3 separate regions of the Homo sapiens genome follow, and regions 2 and 3 are each linked to region 1. The links are chromatin loops, found by intact Hi-C in ENCODE. Cell type or tissue: dorsolateral prefrontal cortex. All regions are shown on one strand. Each heading gives the region's core, and the rest is flanking DNA. Links, peaks and the distances in the headings are about the cores only.

Evidence for each region. Hi-C counts contacts between places; a loop is a spot of excess contacts. Peaks named below come from ENCODE experiments on the same cell type or tissue, not always from the same donor. Only the 100,000 strongest peaks of a DNase experiment are listed, where the experiment ranks them.
Region 2: it touches region 1 in a loop (4-fold over the local background); 4 of 110 quality-filtered maps call a loop at or near these places.
Region 3: it touches region 1 in a loop (2.4-fold over the local background); 5 of 110 quality-filtered maps call a loop at or near these places.

Annotation. Positions count from the first base shown.
Region 1 is chr11:117,790,588-117,798,640 of GRCh38, forward strand. It overlaps DSCAML1 (DS cell adhesion molecule like 1), which reads right to left and starts at 6,629. Exons shown (of 33, transcript NM_020693.4): 1 at 6,447-6,629. The coding sequence starts at 6,492. In dorsolateral prefrontal cortex, for the core only: no CTCF peak of the experiment used is centred there; a DNase peak (open chromatin) is centred at 3,714; H3K4me3 peaks cover 4,344 bases; H3K27ac peaks cover 5,000 bases; H3K27me3 peaks cover 1,017 bases.
Region 2 is chr11:117,720,390-117,728,442 of GRCh38, forward strand. The region is part of intron 3 of DSCAML1 (DS cell adhesion molecule like 1); the gene reads right to left. Among named protein-coding and RNA genes, the nearest start is that of DSCAML1, 73 kb to the right of the region's middle. RefSeq lists an enhancer at 3,407-3,935. In dorsolateral prefrontal cortex, for the core only: no CTCF peak of the experiment used is centred there; DNase peaks (open chromatin) are centred at 3,917 and 4,880; H3K27ac peaks cover 4,704 bases.
Region 3 is chr11:117,659,975-117,668,027 of GRCh38, forward strand. All of the region lies in intron 3 of DSCAML1 (DS cell adhesion molecule like 1), which reads right to left. It overlaps LOC105369515 (a long non-coding RNA gene), which reads left to right. Exons shown (of 3, transcript XR_948060.3): 2 at 6,851-6,932. Among named protein-coding and RNA genes, the nearest start is that of DSCAML1, 130 kb to the right of the region's middle. RefSeq lists an enhancer at 2,808-3,493. In dorsolateral prefrontal cortex, for the core only: CTCF peaks have their summits at 3,901 and 4,108; DNase peaks (open chromatin) are centred at 3,637, 4,117 and 5,063; H3K4me3 peaks cover 1,565 bases; H3K27ac peaks cover 5,000 bases.

The sequences.
Region 1 (8,053 bases), core at 1,332-6,331:
AAAACGGGTTTGCTGTGGTTTTTACATGTGTGTGTTCATATGTTGCCTCATTCTGTATACAAAGCACTGTCACATGATGTACATTTTTATGCCTCTTATTCTTATTTATGCACATATACAGTAACAACTGCTCTGTAGGATAGCCAGGACGGGGGTAATTTTGCCCATTTTACAGATTACGAAATAAAGGCACATGAACCATTAGGCAACTTGCCCAGGTAAGACAGGCTGAGCTTTGTTTTTTAGGTCCATGGATAATGTTCTTTCCAACACACAGACACACATACACACATGCACGTGCAAACACACATGCATCTCTTTAGAATCAGTTTAATGGATATGCAACTAACTAGCATTTGAATAATTGTTGTTAATGAAGATGGTGACCTTGGAAACTGTTAGTGCAAGCATCATGTAGAGACAGGGCACAGGGAGTGGGGCAGGGCAGCTGAACGAATGAGGGGAGTAGCAGCTGGAGTGGCATGGGTGGTCCCCAAGGCTAATGCTGTTCACTCTAAAGCAGCACAGGACAAACATCTGTTTAACAAGGCACACAGGCTGTGGAGCCCACAGCCTCCCCAACATGTAGGATCCCACAGGCCATGGCCTGCCATAGGCAGCACTTGACCTCTGGGTTACATGCTGCTTCCCTGTGACAGACTAGGTCATGGAAGGAAGAGCAGTCCCAAGGTCACAGGCTGCCAAGAGTGTTCTCTATATGCAAAACTGCCTGAAAAATAGAGGTTCATCTCAGCAGGGAGAGACACAGAAATACATCCAGCAACAGTTATGAGGGCTCCCTCGCTTTGTGAGGAGTGCTTACGCAGGCTTTATGGCATGAACTCCAGAATAGTTCTTACTCTGGCCAACCGTGGTAGAGATTTAACAACCAACCCCAGCCTTCCTTTGGCAGATATGAGACCAACCTTTGCCTCACCTCAAATCCAAGTCTGGAGCCAACTTCAGCCCTCTTCATTTCCACTGATGGCCAGGGGAAGGAAGTGTGCTGGGCACCCCAGGGACACTCAGGTGACCACATGGCCTCAGCCATGTGGAGTCCTACATGCTATCCAGCTAGGTGACGGATGGAAGGAGTTGACGTCCCCTGTCCTGGCCACTACTCTGTCTTTCTTATTGTTATAAAGTCTAAGCCAACTGGCTTGGCCAAAAATGTGGCTGATTAATTCAACTGCTTAGGGAAGGATCTGATGATGCATTCTGGAGAGGGGGCAGGGAGAGGAAGGTAGAGGCAATGCAGAGGAAAAAGTAGAGGTCTAATGTTTATTGAGCACTAACTATGTTCTGGCTACTTGATATGCATTATCTTCTTTAATCTCATTTCATAGCTGGAGAAAGTGGGGCTCAGAGAGGCCCAAAGTCACATGGCCAGTAAGTGCAGAGCCAGGATGTGAATGAAAGATTTGCCTTGACTCCAAATTTCTACCACACCAGTGGGTTGCAACCTTTCTTATTTTTCATTCTACTCCAATATATGAAATTGGATAATGAATAAAAGCTCTGGTTGAAGCTCTGCCCTCTGGCCCTCCCCCTCTCTACCTCTGTCCATCCCCTGAGGCTCCACCTCACCCCTTAGGCCTCCATACCACATCTCTTGGAAACCTCTGTGGGCTCTGGTGGGCCAGGCCCCTTCTGGATCAGTGGATATGCAGAAAAATAATCTGGGAAGGCTTTGGAGCTGCACCTGCCATAGTAGTATCCTCTCAGGGCCCTGGAAATGCAGACAAAACCATTCCCGAGGCCACACTCCCACTGCAGCATCCCAGCTGGCTCGCTGGGAGGGGCCACTCAGCTCTCCTGAAGTGCTCACTCCTCAAGCATCACTCCAGGCTCTTGACACGCCCTTCCCTCAGTGACTGTAGTGCCTGTCCTCCCTCTGCCCCGCCATAACCAACCCACATACCTGAAGCTGCCCTAGGGGAGGTGGAATGAGAAGCTGGTGCTATATCTTTCATCTCTCTGAAGCCACGACCACCTCCCAGGCTAGGTGGTGACAAACCAGGAGGGTGAAAGAGCATTCTGCCTCACTTCACACCCCCATGCCATCAGCAACTACCTCACTACCTGCTGATGGCAGCCCTAGGCACCCAGCTCCCTGCATTCTAGGGGTGCACCCACCAGGAATCTAATGCGGGCCCTGGATTTCTATAGCTAGTTTGCCCCTCTCTTCACCCTCTTCTTCCTGCACCATGAGAGGAGCAACCCACATCCCAAGTTTGGTCTACCTTACGGTGTCTTGGCCCATTGCTACCCATCCTACCCCAATATCCCCAGTGCCACTGTCTGTCCTTGGATAGGGGTGGTGGGAGCTCTGGGGCTGCCTTGCCAGATGGTGAAGCCAGTGCTGAGCACTGGAGGCACATATGGAGGCAACAAAATGTAGGAGACAGAAGCATTACCAACAGCAGTCCTTCTCCCAGCTCCTTCCCCACCCCCTTCCATGCAAGGAGGAAGCCAATGACTGGCTGCTACTGAGGTTGAGGTCAAGATGCTACTCACAGAGGGCACAGCTTTTGGCCTGGCTAGGTGAGCATGCAAATCCATATGCAGATTATATGCAAATCTGGGGTGTGCCCTTGGGTTCCTGGCACCCTGCCATCGCTGCTGCCTGTAGCTCACCCTATTCATGCACCTGGGTACCCGCTAGAATCGACTGGGCTGGGAGCTGAGAAAGTGCTTCAGGAACTAGGGGATCTTCTCTTGACTACTTCAGAGGTCCCCCAGAAAACAACTCCTCCAAGATCACGGAGGAGGGAAGAAGCTCGCAGCCTGGAACTCGTATCCCTGCAGAAAAACTCTCTGAGCATCTGCCCTCCCCTCTCTTCATCTACAATTAAATCATCCTTCACCAGCCAGAGCAGGGTACCAAGCAAGTGGCAAGTGGCAAGGATGTGTCTTCTCTAAGACACAGAGAAGGTCAGGAAGGCTTGAGGTCTGCATCCCTCTGTCATAGGCTAACAGTCCATGGGGTGCTCTGGACAGACCTTGACCCTGTGTCTGGGGGCTCCTAGCCAGCCTGTTTGGGGCCTGCTTCCCTACCAAGCTCTCCCTGGGCCAAAGCCCTGTCTGCTTGCTCACATCCTCTCTGATCCTCATCCTAAGAAAACTAAGCCTCTCTGTCCAGTCCCCCGGGATCTGTTCAACTTAAGCGCCGCCTTTGGGTCTACTGCTTACTTGTTTTTTGTTTCTAATTAGCTCCCCCATTCTACTGCAGAAATATATTAAAGGCAGCTGGCTTTGATGCCCAGAAAAACGAAGCGTCGGAAAGGCTTGTCGGGCATCATGGCCCTGCCAATCTCCCTCATGTTATTCTAGCAACCGGGGTCTCTCTGCCACTCAGCCCCTCCCCAGTATTCACTGGCCCTTCGCCTGCCTCCCCTAAGTTGCGTTTGCCATTTCAAGATTTTAAAAACACATTTCCCCATTGCCCCCCCCCCCTTTTTTTAATTAGACACTGAACAGAATGTTGGAGATTTTCTTAATGCCCTGACGAAGGCTTTTAATTTGGTCTTCCCAAGAGAGAAGAACCATGAGTCCCCATCGGAGAAGTTGGGGTGGGAAATGAAAAAATCAATGCAATCCATTATTTTGGCTTTTAGAAAACAGGAATTTTAGTGCCGGGGAAGCTTGTTCTTTTACACAGTAAAAATGCAAATGCAGGCAACACAGATGCTGGCACGCTGGATGGAACAACGGAGAGCGCCTCGCCGGGGTTCATCCGGCTGCCTAAACCTGGATTTGTTTTGGCAATAATAAGGCAGTTATTGGAGACTCGATAACCGATGATTAAAACACCTTCCCAGTTTAGTTCTGGGGAATCAGTCTGAGCTCAGGCATCATAAAAAAAAGGTATTTTGAGAGGAATGGAAATAACAGAAGCTTAAAACACATTCAATAACTGCTTAATTCCATCCAAAGGATGCTCCATCTCATCCTGTTTTCTTCTCTCTCTCCCTGCCTCCTCCCGCTCCTCACAGATGGACGTACAAATTATTGCAAGAGGATATTGTTTTCTGTAACAGGCTCGAACATTCACATTTACATTTTCCTTGGTGCCGCGGGGGTGACTGGCAACGGGAGAGAAAATACTCCAAACCCCATCTTTCTTGCTGTCTCCGCATCACATCTTCCCCCAAGCCGCCTCTGCCACCCCCTACCACGCCACCCCAAGCAGAACAGGCCCCAGGGACCAGCCTGGCACCTAAGACCCAATTAAGGCACCAAGGAAAAGAAAAGCCTGTCTGGCGAGGCACCCTGGCGCCCAACAGACAGACGCTGGAGCCTCTGAATCGCAGGGGCACCGGGCTCTGCAGACCCAAAGGCCACCGAGGAGCCGCCACAACTGGCATCTCCAGCCCGCCTACAGGTCCAAGGCCACTGGCAACTTCCATCTCGAGTTGGACAAGATTTTGCCCCTTGGCTGTCCTGTTGCCTTCTGGGCCTTTCTCCACCCCCAACCCCATCTGCTCCCGCCCTATCAAATAGCTCGGCTTCATTTATTAATGCCAGGCTCCTGGAAGGGGGAGGGGAGTGTCCTTCAGGTATTTGCTGAGGGGCCTCCTGCACTCCCCGGGAATGGGCTGTCCTGGAAGATGTCTCCAGAGAGTGTTGTGGAGGCATGGGGGAGTTGGGGACAAAGCCGGGCTAGAGTGTGGCAGCGGCTTCGGCCTGTGCTTTCTCGCCTGACAAATTGCGAAAGGGGATGGGGGTTGGAGAGAGAACTATCGAGAGAGAAAGCCGCTCCTCACCTTATGTATTTTTAATATTAATGTAATTAAAGCTGCGAGCCGAGCCAGCCTGCGGGGGCGGAGGGAGGCAGGAAGAACCTGGGGAGAGGGAGACTGGGGTTCGGGGGTGGGGCTTGAACAGGAGGCAGGCTTCTTGCTCTGCTAAGGTAGGATGAAGGAGTGCGATGCGGGGGGCAAGGGGTTAAACAGCAGAGACCAGCCTTGGTGTGTAACCCGGGGGACCCCACTGGGCCTGAGAAACTCAACTACTTTGTCGACGATTTTTGAGGCCACCCTTCCTTGTCCCGCAATCCGATCGCCTAGTAAATGCCAGCAGTATCTGGGCCTTGAGTCTGGCTTTGACCCGGCAGTATCTACAAATAAGGGTTATCCTCTTTCCCCCAACCCACGATGTATCGCAGTGGGCTCCGGCAGGCTGCAGACTCCAGACCCCTGGAGCACCGGCAGGGCAGGGTTGGACCCCTCCCCGGGTGGCAACCCTCCACTGGAGTGCCCTTCCTCATCGTCTTGGGGTTAAGAGTTGCCGCCCGGCCAGGGCAACAGCCAGGGCAAAGGGAGAGAGAAGCCGCCCCGGGGCGAGAAGGAGAAAAGTTAGAGGGCTGAACAGGTGACGCTGAGCTTGTTGGAGCGTGTGTGCTCCACCACGCAAGGGCGCGGAGTTCGGCCGCCTCATCTCCCGCCATCTGCGCGCCCGGGGGCACGTCCTCTGCGATAGCCTGGAACCCAGACTACCTGCGCCTGCCTGGTCCCGACTCAGTGCCCAGGTGGCTTCAGTCGGAAATGTCTGCCCTCTTCCAACCTCCCGATCCCGGCTGCCTCGCGGATCAGGTACGCAGCGCCCCAGCCGCAGGTCTGGACATGCCGGACACCTGGACCCACCCCTAGCAACCCCCTCTCTCCGGGAAGAGGGACACGCCCCCCAGCCTGAAGACTTGTCCCCAGGTCCAACTGGCCAGGCGCGGAAGCGGAGAATCTCGCATCTTGGGGCGCGCTGCCCGAGGTGGCCACGGTGGCGCACCAAGCCGGGGCTAAAGCCGGGGCAGAGGGGTGGGGTAGGGCCGGGGGAGGGTGACCTCTGGGTTTGGAGAACAAACTTGCTATCCGAGGGACCTCCAGCTCTCGGGACTCTCACTATCCCCACCCTGCCTCCAGCCAATGCGCGGATAAGCGCCATGCGGTGCGCCAACATTCGCGCCAGGGCTGGGGTCCGCGGCGGGAGAGGGACGCACGGACATAGCGGAGGAATCAGCCGCCGAGTCCGAGGCCTGAATAAGCAAGGACTCCTAGGTCAAGAGTCACGGCCTGAGGACCCCTCGACTCGGAGGGCACTCCGGGGTCCCAGTGCCACCAAGCCGCAGGAAGAGGGCAAGGGGCTGGGGGAGGGGTCCAGGGCAGAACTGCCGCCGTGCAGGGAGCAGGGAGATGAGGGGCTCCTTTGCCACCACCCCTACGGGCGCGCCCCAAAACGGCAGACGCGGGTGGCTGGCGGAGCGGTCGGGGGCTGACTCTCACTCGGCCCCTGTCAGGGTGCCTGCCCCTCCCCGCTGCGCCCCACCCGGGGCCTTGCACCCCGGTCGGTTCCCCCACGCACCTGGAGCCCGCCGGGCACCCCGCCTCGCCGCCAGCCGCGCCACCCTGGCCCCGCCGCCTCCGCCGCCCAGCCGCCCGCGCAGGTCTCACCTTTGTGTAAAGAGTCCAGGAGCAGGAGGAAAGTTACCAGCCACATGCCATAAAGAGGCCCTATTCTCCGGGGAGGTGGTCCTGTGGCCGGCCGTGCGGCAGCGCCTCTCCCCCGCTCAGCGCGCTCCCAGCCGCCCGCACTCGGCGCCCCGCTCTCTCTGCTCCTCAGCCCAGCGCTCGGCTGCGGCGGCGGCTCCTCCCTCCTCGGCTCCCCGGCTCCTGTCATCCGCGGGGCTGGGCTAGGCGGCCGCTCTCCCCGCCCCCCCGCGGCACCCCGGGTGGTGAGCGCCGCGCGAGCCCGGAGCCCAGACGGACCCCAGCCCCACAAGCCCAGGAACAGGAGCGGCGGCCCGGGCCAGACCGCCCCGACCCGGCTCCGCTGTCTGAGAGGCGAGGGGTCCCTGTCACCCACCGGCTTGGAGCCTGTGGTCGCAGACAGGCATGTGTCATCCATGTGCCAACAGCCTGCCATGCTTCAGCCAAGGACGCCCGGTTTCTACTGGCCTAAGTCACCTGGGACACGAGCTTCCTGCCTCTTTCGGACTCAGCTTACCCGGCCCCCCCACCCTCCCCAGGAGGAGCATGGACGCTCTGGGTAGAATCCCAGGCTTTTCAGTGCTGTCTGGTGCTACTCCCCACCCCAAAGTTCATAGCTGCCCTTCCAACCCCTCGTGACTTCCGCAAGCCTGCCCTCCGGAGAACCCCAGATGAGTCCAGCCACCCCCTGGCACGCTGTTCGAATTTTCCTCAGCACTTGGCACATTGTGACTATTTAAACGGTTATTCACAATGAGCAGTTTAATGTCTACGCTACCTGTGTTATCTTCCTCCTTTGTCTTCACCTACCCACCCCTATAGCTTTCCTGCCTGACAGAAATTGGCTTATTCCTTACACTCATCTTTATGAAGTTGGCATAGAATAGGACTGGAGTGAGGGCGTCTTCTCAGTGACCAAATGAATGTTGAGCACCTGCTGTGTCAGGCACTGGCTCAGGCACTGGGGACTCAGGCATGGCTGAGCCAGGTCTGCTGTAAAAGGTCAATATGGTTGGAAAGCCCTCCTTTCGTCTTAATTCCAAAATAAGAGGATACATAGAACCCAGAGAAGGGATCCAGGTATCCCTGAGAATGGCCTATGAGCCAGGACTGTAGCTCCCTTTGCAGGGTCATGGAAGCTGCTTTGAGTATGCCCTGACAATTGGGCTGTACCTGGGCAGACTCTAAGGTGTGGAGTGCGAAGTTTGGAGGGAGAGAAGGGGTCCACTGGCTAGCTGCATTTGCCAGAGGAAGAAAATTTACTTCCTCGAAATGTGCGGCCTAAGTTCACATGGGAGAATTGGGACTCCTCACTCCCAGGTTTTGCCAAAATATCCCTAGAAATTTTAACTAAATTTTGAAAAGTGTGTTTTTTAATATGTTAAAATGTACATAACATAAAATTTACCATTTCAACCATTTGAAGTGTACTATTCTGTGGCATTAAATACATTCACGATGTGCAACCATCATCACTTACCATTTCCAAAACTTTTTCATCATCCCAAACAGAATCCTGCACCCATTAAATAATAACTCCCCCTTCCCCTCCCCTCCCCCAGCTCCTGGCA
Region 2 (8,053 bases), core at 1,755-6,754, 70 kb before region 1:
GAAAGAGAAAAGCCTGAAGTGGGGCTGGGAGGGGAGGGAGCCGAGGGCTGAATCATGAGAGGCGAGCCCCAGCCTCCCGGCCTTTGGAGCTGGCTCCAAGAGCTTGTCCCCTCTCCCAGGGCTCCAAGAGAACACGCGAATGAAGGGGGTAAAAACTGAACCACATCCCTTGCACTTGCAAACTCCATGCTTCCTCCTCCTTCTCACTTCCCAAAGAATTTGCTGAGTCTCAGAGAGGTACTGGGACGGTGTCTAAGTCTTGGACTTGAGTCAGCCAGACCTGGATTCAAACTCTGGCTCTCTTGCCATTTGAATTCCAGTTTCCTCATCTGTAAAATGGTGCACAGCAATAGTGGTGCTTGGCTTGAGCAGGGTGTGTGAGGATTAAATGAGAGAATTCCTGCAAAGTGCTTAGCACAGTACCTGACACATAATAAGTGCTTAATAAATGGCAGCTTTTATGGTTTTCATTACCATTACTAGTTAACCATCATTAACCTGAGGTTACGCTGAGTCCTACATGAGGGACAGGCACAGACTTTGTCCTCTAAGAAGTGTCCTGAGGAAACATTTACTGGCCCTCTCATAAGCAATCTTGTTACATTTTCATCCTCAACGTTTGTCCAAGGCAGATGTGGCAATCCCCATTGTACAGATGAGAAAACCAAGATGCGGAGAGGTGAACTGACTTGCTCAGAACCTCATACTTAACAAGTGGCAGATTCCGGATTCAGATGCTGAAGTTAATCATCATAATCACAATAACAGCTACCATGTTCTGCACACTTGGACTGCACCAAGCACTATGCTAAACAAGTCATGTGCTATTTCCTCCAGTTACTGGCCCAGTTTTAAACAGCCTGGATAGCTAGAAAGAACTTCTTCTCAACTGAACCAAAATGTGCTACAATGTCTGCCCACGTGTCCTGAGTCTTCCTTTCGGAGATCCGTAGTTTAAGTCCAACCCTGTTCATATGTCACTCTCCAGGTGCCAAGGGTAATAGTCACCCCCTCCCCCAACCTGGAATTACTCTGGGTATTCCAACCATCCCTCAACAGCTGACATATTAGTTAGTTATTACAGTCAGGGGTTCCTGACCTCACCCTCCTGGCCCTGTTCTTTGGCCTGGGCCTGCTCCATTTGTCCATATATTTTCTGACTTGAGTATCTAAACCTGTGTTCCTAAATTGTTTAAAACTCGTCATGTTCCTCTTATATGTATATATAAATATATGTAATATATAAATATGTAAACATATATTTAAATATATGTAATATATAAATATATAAGCATATATTTATATATAAAAATGTTTATATAAAATATATCATATATCATATATAAATATATATCATATATAAATACATCATATAGAAAATATATAAATATATGATATATATGATATGTACATATATATATATTTTTTTTTTTTTTGAGACAGAGTCTCGCTGTCGCCCAGGCTGGAGTGCAGTGGCGCGATCTCGGCTCACTGAAGGCTCCGTATATTACATATTTTTTAAACTCACACTAATCATGATGTTTAAAATGTAAGTCATTTGTTCTTTACCAAGTAATTTCCAAAGAAAATTTTGTTTTGATCTTGAAAAGGCCACTGTTTTTGGTTTGGTATTGTTTTTGCGGTATTCTCAGGGTGACCATTAATTCTCCTTGCAAGTGGAGAATAGCACAATGGGTTACTTTCAACATCAGCTTCTTCTCTGCTTTGTAATTCGTGACATCCTTCCTCCTAGATTCTGCTAACCAGCCCCAGCTCCTGGGAAGGATCATGGCTCTACAGGAAAAACTTGAGGGTGGAAGCCAGAAGGCTTATGTCCAGGGCTCCAGCTGAAATGTATTTCTCTAAGTCAGGCACAGAAAGATAAATACCACATGCTCTCACTCATATGGGGGAGCTAAAAAAAAAAAAAAAAAGTTGAGCTCACAGAAGTAGAGAGTGAAACTGTGGTTATTAGAGGCTGGGAAAGATAAGGGGGAGGGGAGCCAGGGAGAGGTTGATTAACAGATCCAAAGTTACTGCTAGATAGGAGGAAAGAGTTCTAGTGCGCTAAAGCTCTGTAAGGTGAATATATTTAACAGCAATTTATTGTATGTTTTATAGAAGCTAGAAGAGAGGATTCTGAATGTTCCCAACACAAAGAAATGATAAATGTTTGAGGTGATGGATATGCTAATTACCCTGATTTGATCATTACACATTGTTACAGGTATCACAATGTCACTCTGTATCTCATAAACATATACAATTGTATGGCAACTAAAAAGAAAAACGAAACAATAAATAAACAGATAGAAGCATGGAGCCTGGAGTTCAGGCTGTGGACTGGCCCGCCTTGCCACCCTGTGGATTCAGGCTGAGGTGTAGACAACCAAACTCCTCTGGGTGTTTCAGATATGTTGCTGACAAATCTCATCCCCCATCCTGTCTCAATGCCTTCTGATTCTAGAAACAGTAGTTCCCACATATTCCTATTCAGTTTCATCTCATGTCCTACCCATAACTCCAGTCTATTGAAATAGCTTTGTATCATGTTTATTTCATAGCAAGGGGTTACGAGTATAGGTTCTGGAGCCAGATGGCCTGAGGTTGAATCTTAGTTCTGCAACTGGTTATCTCAGTTTCCTCATCTGTAAGATGAGAATAACAATGTGAAGTACCTCATTGGGCTGCTACAAAAATTAAATGCCAACACGTGATGTGTTTAAGAAAAGTGCCAAGCATGTGGTAAGTGCTGTAGTATGTTAGCTGTTAGCTATTTTTTAAAAAGTATTACTACTATACTGGTATTTATTACCCCTTGTAGCTTTAGGTCATTCACAGATTTTATTAGTATATCCTCTATATCTGCACCAAAGTCACTGATAACACATTTTGGAAAAAATAGGGGATCCCCATATTTCCAGATATGTTCTTCCAGTTTTGATCTCGGTCCATTAGGCATTCATTCCCTTGACCTGTTCCAAATACTCCTTATTGGATACCATCCAGGTTACAAATATCCAGCTTGTGTACAAGGATTGCCATGAGAGATTACAACAAATGCCGTGCTAAAATCCTCCTCCTATATCCAGAACATTATTTTAACCTTCCAGTATTTTACAAAAAAAGAGAGGTTTGCTCATCTGGCATGACTAGTTTACAGTGAACCCACCCTGATTTCTGGTGATTGCCCCTTACTTCCCTTTGTGTTCAAAATGACCCATTCCGCGGCTGTTTTAGAAGCCTGCCCGGGGTTGGCGTTGAGTTCATCTGTGGATTGACTGCAGCAGTCCCCTGTTTTTCCCCCTTGAAAAGTAAAATGACATTTGCCTTTCTCCCCACTTAGAGCCCTCTCTCCAGTTCTGTGCAGTTCCCCAGAGAGATCGCTGGTGATTTAGCAACCTCATCTGCAGCGTCTCCTCCCAACACCCTGGGAGGGAGGGAATGATGGGGCCAGAAGACACACCTATGTGGCTCAACCACGTCGTCTCCTCCCACCTCTGTACCATCTTGGGCTCAGGGCATTTGCCCAGGTTTTTATTACCTTTCCTAGACTAACTACCCTGCTCGCAGACAGAGAGGAAGGGAGCAAAAGAGAGCTTGGCTACGGCTGGTCCTTTATCTCCAATTAACATTACACTAGCTGCACTTAGAAGCAACCCTGCACTCTCTTCTTCTGGCTACAAAAGCAACTTTAAAAGCTTTGTTTAAAGGCCATCACAACATTTTTCCCCCTCCTGTCTCACCTCATCTGGAGTTTAGCCTTTCTGACCCTGGCCTTATAGAGAGCAATAAGCTGACCCCAAAGGCCTTCCAGTGTGTTGAGAATGTCAATCACTCAGGGGCAGCATGCACTTCGCTGAGGCCATAGGAGAAGTCACTGGGTCCCCTGGTCTGATTGGGTCCTCGTCCATAGGCAGCACCGCCAGGCACCACATGAGACAAGGGATGGAATTATGGACTGGAGCGGGAAAGAAGAATGAGGAAGACCCGCCAGGAAGAGGGGGCTGGGCTGTGGAAGGTGAGGGTGGGAGGTAGGAGGCACCCTGCCTGGAGCTAGCACACCAGTCTCCTGTGGTCTGTCCACTGGGATGTACAGAAGCTCCCAGATCCCCAGCCCTCTTGCTACTCTTTATTCATTAAAATGCTCAGATGCCGGCTAACTTTATTTGCTCAGTATTTATTTCACCAGCCTTGAAGCGGGAACAACAGGCAGCTTGATTGAAAGGTTGTCTGGTTGCATTGTGGCTCCTGTAAGTAATTCTACAGCCTCAGTGGAAATGGTATTTTATAACTTGCCAGAGCAGATAACCCTTAGTGAATTGGAATAGATATTCCTGCATCACCTAAGCTGTCTTCTCCTGAATGCCAGGCCTCTGAGAATCATTGCCCTTCTCCACACCCCCCTGACACTCTCTGCACTTGAGCCCTGCTCAGGAAACAAGGAGCCTGGAATATGTCAACCATCATCCACTACTCCACAAGAGGCATGGGGGAAAGGCCTAGAAGTGCAGCAGGAGGACCCCAGGTTAGACCTGAACTCATTCCAAGGGGCAAGACACTGGAAGGAAATGGGAGGGCAGAGGGAATGCATAAATTCTCTGGACACCCCCAAAGGCTAGACTGGCAGAGGTGGGCCCAGTACTAACTGGAAAAAGGAAATGGCTAAGATGCTTTCTGGAAAGCACTAAAAATAGGAGGGATTTGCTTCCCCAAGCACTTCCCTTGCCTCCCCACCAATCCTGACTGCCTCTGAGAAACTCAATCAGCAGAGCCCCTTCCCCAGGCATAGCTGGGCCGGTCTCCGTGGACGGGAGGCAAGTTGGATCTGGGCCCTCCACACCACTGTCTTCCCTGTCTGCTGCCCTTAGAGGGCAGAGGCTTGCCAGGCAGTACAGGCCTCTGTGCCTTGGGACTCCCAGAAGCTCAGAGTGCACGACTTATGTTCACCTGCCGTCCATCCCTTATCCAGAGTGACTCCATCCACAGGAGGTTTCAGAAGGCTGGTGCAGGGCAGAGGGAGCTTCAACTTCTGCCCTCCGACCCTCCTGCCCAGACTCTGATTGAGGCTCTGATCACAGCTCTGCAATCCCCCTCTCCTTACTATTATGACTAAATCAAGTTGGGTGATTTATTTCCCACTTATCTTTCCCATTTCCGCTCCCTGTCCGATCCGCACTGTTGAGCACACCAGAGTGAAAACATATCATCCGTTCCGATCAGCTGCTGCTCAGCCCAAAAGTACACCCCTCTTGCTGCCTTACTGGCAGAGAGGTCTGCAGGAGGAGGGAGGCCGGGCCTCCCAGGGCCTAGACACAGGGCTGGCCCCTGAACCCCATCTTCCAGGGGTTGGGGGAATTGTCCGGAGGCTTTGGGAGCCCCTGCAGAGGAAACAGGCCATGGTTATGCTACACAAAACAAAACAAAACAAAACAAAACAAAACAAAACAAAACAAAACAAAAAGGTAGGGAGGCAGCAGGCAGCAGGTCCCAGCAGAGGCAGCCACATTCCCCACCTGTTCCAGTTGAGCCCCTGCAGCCTCTCCAGCTGGGCCCTACCCACAGGTCCCATGCACTCCCCACCATATTGAGTGACAGAAGAAGTTCACCAGTGCCTGACATCCTCAGCCCAGGTCAGGCAGCCAGGCTGGCCATCCTCCCTGATGGATCATCCCCAGAGGGCACCGCAGCCATAGGACACCACCCACGAGAAGCAGGACGAAGTGGGAATCAAGAGTACTAGTTCTGGGCCTGAAATGCTTGGGCAGATTGCTCAGCTTCTTTGAGCCTCAGTTTCCTCATCTAGAAAAAGGGTAATAATCGCTACTTTGTAAAGATTGAATGAGGTTGTGTGTGTATCTCTGTGTGTGTGTGTGCGTGTGTGTGTGTGTGTGTGTGTGTGTATGTGACTGGATGCTTTAGGAAGTGGCATTTAAACCATTAAGCCAGATATTCTGTGTGGGGGAAGGGAGAGGAGGGACATCACCTTGGGGCAATTTGTTGTTGTTAGTATAGGAAAAAATCCCTTAGGTAACATTTATATTTATTTCATAGTATACTTTAATGTTTATATAAATATAAGGTCAGTGGGTAACTCCTGACCTAAGCAAAGGGCCCTTCAGGATGCTGTCTCTGTTTGGAAAGGCTGCCCTACCCCAGGTGTATGTGACCATGAGGGAGGTAGAGCCATGCATTTGAGAAACTCAAGAGGCTTCCGGAAGGAAGAAGACCAAGCAAGACCTCCACTCTTTCTTCGCAAGATCTAGTGTTCAAGCCATCTGCTGAGTAAGCCAGGGTGGCACTGCAGCAGATTTGAGGGTGGGAAAGGACCCCATGATCCCCAAAGAGGGGCTCAGAGTGAGAGCTGGTGACCTGCTAAACCCCCAGCATGGAGAGGTGCTTTGGTAGTGATCGCGGGAGAATGAGCTTGGATTGTGATGTGGAGGTCTCTGGGAACTGCAGGGGAGCATAAGCAGCTCTATAGGGACAGGAGACTTTAGGGTAGCAGCCAAAGCAACAGCATGACATATTGTACCCCAGGCAGCACGTAGCCTACTGGGGCCATAGCATGCTACAAATGTTGGCTCCTATGAATAATGGTGACAGCTGACACTCTTAAGTGTGTACTGTGTGCCAGATAGTACACTGTACTATCCACACCTTGTACATTCATTGACTGATTTAATTCTAGCAAAACTTTATTAAGTAGGTACTGTTCTTACCCCACATTTATAAATGAAGGATGGAGGTAGGGAGAGGTTAAATAATTTACTCAAGGTCACCAGCTGATAAGTAGAGAAGCTGGGATTTGAATCCTGGTTTGAGGTTGATGATAAAAGTTCTGCCTCTCTTCCAATAGGTCTAACCAACAAGACCATGTTAATTAGTCCCGTGAATCACTGTGGGATTAAGAGGATCCACAGATTATAGACAAACCTCAGGAAAACAGTAGGTACTGCCCAGGGGCTGACAGTGACCCCAGAATCTTCTCTCTCTCCATCCGTCTTCAGCATCCACACTTTCCACCTTCCTAAGCAAAACTTTCTCTCCAGAAAGGATGGATTCACTCACTCACCCTAAGTTGGGTGTGACTGCTGAGTATAGCATATTACCTCTCTTGATGTATTGCTTTTTAACTTGGCACAAATTCTGAGGTCAAAGGAATGAAATTCCAATCGTAAAACACCAGAGCCCAGCAATGCAAGGGACTGTATCCAGGTGAATGTCGGCAGGGATCAGGAGTCCCCACATGAATGTCTTTGAGAAGCCGACATTTTAGCAGGGAAGACAAACAGTTAAATAACCAACCACAGGAGAATACAGCTAGTGTTACAAGAAGTTATAGGCCAAGAATGGGAGCACAGGCGAGGTGAAGGGGCTGTCAGTGCTCCTGGGTGAGGGAGCTACTGGGGAGCTGTTGAGTAGAGCTTACTACCCATGATGATATCTGAGCCAAGCGTAAAAGACAAGGGGCTCAGAAGTGATCATTCTAATTGTCATCAGCTCACAGTTCTTGGGGTAATATGGGAAAGATGGAGCCAAGGGAAGTAAGAAAGATTCTTATAGATGAATTTATAGAATGTTTTAGGAGGAGGGAGCAGTGATTTGCTGTCCCTAAGAAATCCTGACATCAGAATGGTTGCTTAATACTAGCAAACTGAATCCAGAAGCATATAAAAAAGATTGTGTACTATGACCAAGTGGGATTTATCCCAGGAATGCAAAGCTGGTTTAACATCAGAAAATCCATTAATGTAATACAACACATCCATAGAATAAAGGACAAAACCCACATGATCATTCAATAGACACACAAAAAAGCATTTGACAAAATTCAACTCTCCTTCATGACAAAAACACTCAACATAATTAGGAATAGAAGGAAACTTCCTTAATCTCATAAAGGGACTCTGTGATAAACCTCTAGCTAACATCATATGTAATGATGAAAGAGTGGATACATCCTCCCTAAAATCAGGAACAAAACGAGGATGTCCATCCTCACCACACCACTTCTGTCAACATTGTACTGGAGGTTCTCACCGGGGCAATT
Region 3 (8,053 bases), core at 1,773-6,772, 130 kb before region 1:
TAGCCTCCCAAAGTGCCGGGATTACAGGCATGAGCCACTACACCCGGCCTCTGCCTCACACTTTTATCCCTAAGCTTACCTAGGGCCAGTTCTCTCTTTTCATATCATCCTTTCCATTTCTTCCTCTCTCTCCTGTCTCTTCTCCCCAACACAGGCCATAGGAAACAGCCCCAATACATAAGCAGGGGCTCCTGCTTCCCAGTCCCCTCCTAGGGCCTGAGTCCCATAGAACAAGCTCAGAATGCCGAGCTCCAGGTGGGGAGAAGAAAACCACCAAAGGCCCGCCCCTTCCCAGTTCCTCCCTTTTGGGAAGGTGCTGGTATTGTGTCTAAGGTTGAAAGCACCGTTGAGGAGCCAGACCTAAATTGAGGGCTTGGTTCTGCCATAGTCCATATGTCTTTGGGCAAATGGCTTTCCCCATCTGGGCCCCAGGTTCCTCAGCCGAAAAATGACAGGCTGGATTCTGTAATCTCTGAGTTCCTTCCCTGCTCTCCGGTTCTCCATGAGGACTCATTTGGTAGGCAGCAAGGGCAAAGTCTTCGTGTAGATCTCATCCTCCAAAATGACTTTGCCATAAGAGGGGAGGCTGTAGCCGGGGCTAATAGATCCATGGAAACTCTGGAGAGTCCAAAAAGGATTTTAATTAAAATGTAAATGTTGTAAACAACGTAAGTCCCTCCATCCTGGGAGCCGGGACCCAGCTGCCGAGAGGGGTCAGGGCACCATTCACCATTATTAGCATTAACAGGTGCCCTGTATATGTTACCAATGCAAAATTCTACTAGGGGAGCTCATTCACATGGAACATCGATGCAGGAATGGGTGTCCTCTAGCTTAGCTCAGGCACAGAGTGAGCTGCATCTACAGGTGATTTTGTGTTCTGAATTTGAGAAAGATCCTCTGCCCCTCAATATCTTCCTATCACATTATATACACTGCTGATGCCTAAAATCCCATCATTAAGGGTTCCTTTGAGTTGGGGATTGTGCTTCTATTGGTAGACAAATAGTGCAGAAGAGGTAATTTTGTTTCATTATTGGTCACTTCCTAGCTATGCAATCTTGAGCACCAGTCCTTTGCTTTCTTAGAAATAGTGACAAAAATGCCTAGGCCACTGTTCCCAAGGTGAGGGGTCCTGCCTGGTCCAAGGACTCTTTTCTTGGAAAACCCAGAATCCTAGGGTTGGGCTCAGCCTTCTCCGGGTTGATGATCCAGGGACTCAAATTTGGAGGATGATTCCCCCAAACAGCAGGAAGAAACTCAAGGCCTGGTAACCAGACAGAGGCACCTCAGAGGACTACAGACCTCGGCCAAGAAACAACAGAGCAGCCAAAGAGGTAGCCATGGCAATGCAAGGCCTTCCCTGGGGCTTCTGCCGCAAGGGAGGAGGAAAATGGGAATATAACAGGTGCACCGAATAGTGAATACACAGTGTACCGTTACTGGCTGGGTTTTGCATTCACTCTACTCACTGTAACTTTTGGTGATTGTCTAATTATGGCTCATTACAAACATCAAGTTACATTTGCAAGGTCGTAACTAGAGGGGAAGGATACAATTATTATAATGAAGCCTCCCCAGCCCCAGATTCTCTCCCCTCCAATCAGTCCCAAATGCCACTGCTTAAATCGTCTTCCTTGTCTGCCACCTGGTCCTCCTAGGTCTCCTCTCCTGCATCCCTCCCTAAGGCCAGTGTGACAAAGCATGACTCAGGGCACAGTCCCCTTGGTGGCCTGTCCCCATCAAAGGGCACCTCTCTCTCATTTTCTTTCCTTGCTAATGAGCAGCTTTTTCCTGGCACTGCCTGGATGGAGGGGAAGAGCTGAGGATGTCAGATGGTGACTAATAGAGTCATAGGGACTGGGCCTATGAAAAAGAGTGGCTGGATGGAAGGCAGAGTTGGCACCTTCTAGCATAGTCTAGGGTTGAGGCCTGCCTGCTGGCTGTTGCCCACCAAACAGTTCCTTGAAGGCCAGACACCAGTACCCAAACTCTGGGTCAGCGAGACTTCAGCACTAAGGACCATGAGGGCTTGGAGTGGCCTGGATGCAACTTGTTTCTTGCCTTTCTCAGAAGTGCTTCTGCCACTAAATGCTGTCCTGGAGGAGCAGCCTCTCTCCTCTAAAGGCAGCATCCCAGGACAAAGGCTGGTCTGTATCCAGAAAAAGGGAAGAGAGGGTTTGTCTCAGTCCTTCACTTCTGTTGGTCACACCCCAGGGGCAAGTGCCATGTTTTTTTAAAAAAGGATGGTCACTAACCCAAGTATTCAGAGAAGAGAAGGCTGAAGCAGGTGAGGAGGAAACTGAGAAGTCTAGGCAAACGCTCCCTTTCATGGAACCAGTAGTTTTCAGTCTGGAAAAGAGATTTCAAGGTAGCATGACAGACGGCTTCGAAATGTGAAGGGCTGTCATGTATGAGAGGGAGCACAATTGGCCCAAATGCCCGGAGGCAGAATCAGGACCTGCAATCCAGCCAACTGCAGACTTGGCTGTCTCACAGAGTCGTGAGTTCACGGATGACCACTCGTCGAGAATGCCAGAGAAAAGGCTCTCTCATGGGTGGCAGATGCTCTCTGAGATCCCTTCCATCCTAAGACTGTGTCTTTGGCTCCAGGCAACAGCCTAGCACAACACCCTGCACATAGTAGGTGCTTAGTCAATGTTTCTAGATTGTGAAATGGACAGTATTCAATTACACAGGGACATTGGTTTTCAGGTAGGTGTAGAGGCTTTCTCCAGCAAATCCTTTCAAACCGAAGATGTGGAATGCAGCTCTTAAATAGGGGTTAACAAAATTCTTGCAAATTAGAGTCACCCAGCGTGCTTACTTAAAATGCAGATTCTTGGGCCCCACTCAAAATTTGAATTCAGTAGGCCTGGAATGGGGACAAGAAATCTGCAATTTTTAACAAGCTCCCCAGATGATTCCCAAGCATGTGATTGCCAGGCGGCATTTAAATAAATGTAGACTCAGAAAAACATCACGGGTTCTTCTGGTTCCCGGATATAAGCCCTACCGGAGTTGTCATTGCCTTTGCCTTACCACATCCACTTGCCCCCCGGAGATGGGGAAGGACTCCATCCGATGCTGGCTGAACCCCAGGCAACGCTGAGGCCCAGAGCAGCAGGAAGAAGGCAAAGGCATCTTTCAGCATGAGACCCACTCTCAGACCCATGGCATTGCACGCTACCGAAAAGCCAGCCTTCGATATCCTTGCTATATCGCAGAGTCAGCCCTGACAGCCTGCCCACCTCCCACAGTGCTTCTGATCTCACGGCTTACCTTGCTGTCATGGCTCCACCTGGCCCTCCTACCTGGGTTCAGTCTTTGCTCCCACCTTTCCCCCAAACTGGGCTCTGCTTCTGCTTCCTCTACCTTTGGTTTCCCAGCCTGGCGCCCAGGACTCTGAGGCCATCCCCCACCAGTGGTGTCAGTCCTGTAAGCAGAAGCCAGCCAGCATCCCTCTGGGAGCTCTTCCACGTGCTGGACTGAGAAAGTGGAAGGGCTAGAATCCATGGCAGGAAGTACCATGGAGATACAGGAGGCTCTCCATGGTACTTCCTGCCCCTCTCCCACTGCCACTGGAAGGAGTGAACCCAGTCTCTTCCAGGAGGCTCTCTCTCACTGTGCCCACATCGCCGCCAAGTGCCCGGCCAGGCCAGAACTTCCCCTCCCCCTGCCCTTTCCCTACAGGGATTGATTTGTTTAGTTTCAACAGTTTAATCTTCTCCTTCCCTTGGAGCAGAGCTGTTTCCCTCTGATCCCTGGTGGGAGGCATTCTGTATCGGACTGAGTACAGGGGGGCTGGGGGAGGAAGGTAAAAGAGAAAAAAGAAAGAAGGAAGGAAAACATACCTCCTGGCAAAACCCAGAGCACCACTTACACAACATCTTTCCCCGCTACATTATTTATAGCGTGACTGAAACATTTATTCCTCCCCTGCTCTTCCAAAGAGCACCAGTGTTTCCGCTGAGCTGTAACAAGTACAGCAAGGCCGGCTGCAAGGCTGTATTGCTCAGCGCCATCACCAAACATTGGAGACACAACAGTGCACCCCAGAAAATGCCGTGGCTCCCAGCAGCCGGGAGGAGGGGCCGGGCCTGGGAAGAGAGAGGGCGTAGTTCCAGGATGCTGGGAGAGGAGGCCAGGGGAGGGGATCAGGACTCTCAGTCCAGAGAGGAATGGTGGCAGCGTTTCAGACAAACAGCTCAGGGGCCCACATTCAGCCAGACTTGCAGAGAACCCGAGGCCTAGACCGGCGAGGGGCCGTGGTAGGCAATTAGCCAAATCTACAACAATGACACTCTAAGGAGCGGTGGCTGCTGACAGGCTTTCTGAGCAGGTATTTTTATTTATTCAACAATTTATATGAATAAGTACATTTATGAATTGCAGTGGGATAGAGAGGGTGGGGACTTTGAATCCACTCAGATCTACTTCCCAGGGCCCCTCTGACACCTCCCTGCCATGTGACAGAGATCAAGTCACATCATCTCAAGGAGGCTCAGTTCCCCTTTCTGCAAAAATAGGGATGACAGCTCCTACCTTACATTGCTGTTTTGAGGTGTTACGCTTGTATATGAAAAGTACCTAGCGCTGTATGTGAATTTCACCTCAATTTAAAAAAGGGTAGGGGGCACTTAGCACAATGTCTACCCCGTAATGGACACTCCACAAAGGGAGCTCCTCGCATTTTTGGTTGACGAGTGTTATGAGTATTCATGGATTTTTGCGGAACTGTTTCCTGATGGCCTGGTTTACAAACTAATGACAATACATGGGGAGGCCTAGCATTCTCAGAGCCTCTAGCTGTCTTTAAAAGAATACACCCACAGACCCATGATGGTGGAGTTCCACACCCCTACTCCTCCTGGCTTTGCCTTAGCTGAACAAGCAGCTACCTTGTCCCTTTCACGGCCGCGTGTCTGCTGGGCACCTTCAGAACCACGTCTATCAACAAACACTGTGGTCTGCCTGCTGATCTGGGCACCCCCAGACCCAGCACCCTTTCTGCCTTTCCTTCTTGTTTCTCTCACTTTGCCATGCTTGTTGGTAGCCAGGCCAAGCCCCGCCCATCTCAGTGGAAGTCCTATTTCCTGCCGAAGTCTGTGCTGACAACTCCTGCCCTTATGACCCTCCCTGAGCCCTCGAGCTGCTCCCAGGCTGGCCTCTGACCTATGGCTTTTCACAGTTGTGATGCCTTGTTCATGTGGGCCCAGTCTCCCTGACCACACAATCGGCCCCTTGAAGTCCAGGACTAGCTCATTTTCTTCTCTGGTGTCCCCAAGGGGACTGGAAGTCGGCTCGTACGAGCTGGGCAGTTATAAACAAGTCAAAGGACATATCTAAGATTTGGTTTCTTTTCTGTAAAATGAGGCTACCTCAATGGAATAACAGCAATGACAGCCACAAGCACAGCTAACCCTTCCTGTGGGCACAGAGTACGCGAGCTGTGGTCTAAGAGCCGAGTGCGTACTCAGGAACACTCAGGCAGGAGTGGCTCCGGGTTTTTGGATGTGAAGTGCATATGATTTTGGCAGTCTACTTATAAAATAGGGCCTCAGATTGGGTCTGTGCAAATAAGGGGCTCTGAAGCTTAAGCTGCAATGGCTTCCTGGAAAATCTATCTCTGCAGCCAGGTATTGTCATTGTCCCTATTTTACAGATGAGGAGACTGGGCCCAGAGATAGTAACTCGCCCACCATCACACAGGCAGCATGCGTGGAACTGGGATTCACACCAGGCAGCATGGTACCTGAGCCCATAATCCCAACGGCCTCAGTCCCTGCCCAGGACACGGGGCTAGTAAGGTGTGAGGCAATGCCACACAGCCCTAAGACACTGCCAACGTATAGGTTGGCAAAGAGTCAAAAAAGGAAAGAAACAGGGATCTATAGTCAGCCCAACCTCCTCATTTCCCAGATGAGGAATCCATTGCTCTGGGAAGTCAGAGACTTTTGCAAAGGCACACACAACACCAAACACAGTCCAGGACCCTCTCTCTCTATTGCCTGCGTGAGGATTGAGGAAGGACTTTTGGGCAGTTGGTCAGTGGCTGGTTCTCCTCCATCACTGCGGTCAGAGCTCAGGGCTGCTGCTGAGAACCCTGTAATGCTCCGAGGGGCTGTTTGTTGGCCTCCTTGGGCCCCAGGAAGCAGAATAGTATGGTGAGAGGGGCATGGATCTCAGAAGGCCCTGAGGTCACATCCAGCCTCCGGTGCTTCCTACCAGTGGACCCTCGAGCCAGCCTCTTCAGCATCAATTTCCACATCTGTAAATTGGGAGTGTTAATACCTGCTGTAAGCGTGCTGGGGATCAAACAAGATCACACATGCAAAGAACCCACCCAGTAGCTAGCATTTTCCATAGTGGATTTTAGAAGTTGTGTAATCAATGTTAGTGCCCCTGCCTCTGTCTAATAGTCAGACGCCTACATTATAACAGAGTACCCCTAGGACTTCAGGCCTTTGTTCTTGTCTTATCCCTGGTTTGACTTTCTGCCTGTTTCCTGATCTGGCCTCTCAGCTGCTGCCAAATGCCCCTGAGGACAAAGCTGCTGCCGGGCCTCTCTCTCTGGGTACTATCCCAACTTCCCACTCCTCTCTCTCCCTCACTGAGCCTGTGTCCCACCCCCAGTTCTGCAGAACAGCCTCAGCCTCAGGTGGTGGGGAGTATGAGGCCTGAGCTACGGGCAAAAGACCCCTCTGAAGGGCTGGCCCCGGCAGGAGTGCATTGTCTAAAGGAAGGTCGCAAATTCAGGCTTGGTTTTAGATGTGGCTACCTCAGAGGGCTATAAGCCTTGATCTCTTCTTCTGTAAAGTGGTGATTTCAATGCCTCTGCCTCTCTCAGGGTGGCTGGAAGGATGAAATGCAGTGATGGATCTGGAGTGCCTAGCAGATGCGTGGCACGTGGTAAGCTCTCCATAATGCAGGTAATTACTGTCCGAATCCATGTATTCACCATCATGCAGTTTTGGGGGTAGGGCTGTCAGGTGGGCAGTCAGCAGGTGTTAGTGGCCTGGTCTGGGTGGTTGGTTCATCCAGGAGTCTGGACAGCAGCTGGGGGGTCCAAGGAGCAACACCCAGCTTTCCCGAGATGGCTGGCAGGCTCAGGTGGGACAAGGAGCCTGCTCTCCTGACAAAGTCAATGTTGGTGGTTGGGCACGATGGCTCACGCCTGTAATCCCAGCACTTCGGGAGGCCAAGGTGGGTGGATCACTTGAGGTCAGGAGTTCGAGACCAGCCTGGCCAACATGGTGAAACCCTGTCTCTACTAAAAATACAAAAATCAGCTGGGCGTGGTGGTGCATGCCTATAATCCTAGCTACTCGGGAGGTTGAGGCACGATAATTGCTTGAACCCGGGAGGCAGAGGTTGTAGTGAGCCAAGATGGCACCACTGCACTCCAGCCTGGGTGACAGAGACTCCGTCTCATAAAAAGTAAATAAATAAGTCAACATTGGTAATGGTTCTGCCCGGGGTCTGACTAGCCCCTCACTCTCTAATGGGCCAGCTTGCCAGGGTGGCCGGGGCTGGGGGCGGTGCTCATCTCCTTGGGCACTGAAGAGCCAGCCCAGACACTGAGACTGGTTCCAGATAGTTAACTCCTTTCTGCTTCTTCCCAACTCTTCCTTCCTCTTTGCATCCAGGACTCAGTTTCCCACTAGCCCCTCAGCCTGACTTCCTCCTCTGTTTTAAGTGCCTCAAAAGCCACCTCCTGACCTGAAACAGAATCCAACCTTCAGAGTTGATCGTTGATTATAGCACCCAGAAAAAGGTGGTTGGAGGCTTGGCAGCATCCTTACTCCCAAGAGGAAATGCTGCTTCCCATTCAGTATCCAGTACTTTTTCCTGTCCCATGAGCCACCCTGTATCCGAACACATCGAAGGCAGATTTGTGTTTGTAATTCTTGCAGTGGAGAAGAAGGGAGGGATATGGAATCTAGTGCCAGATGATCTACTACTGCTCATTAGGTGCCCGATGTCAGAGAAAGCAAGTTGACCTGACTCTGAGAACAATATAACAGCCAAACACCATTCGCATTATTATGCA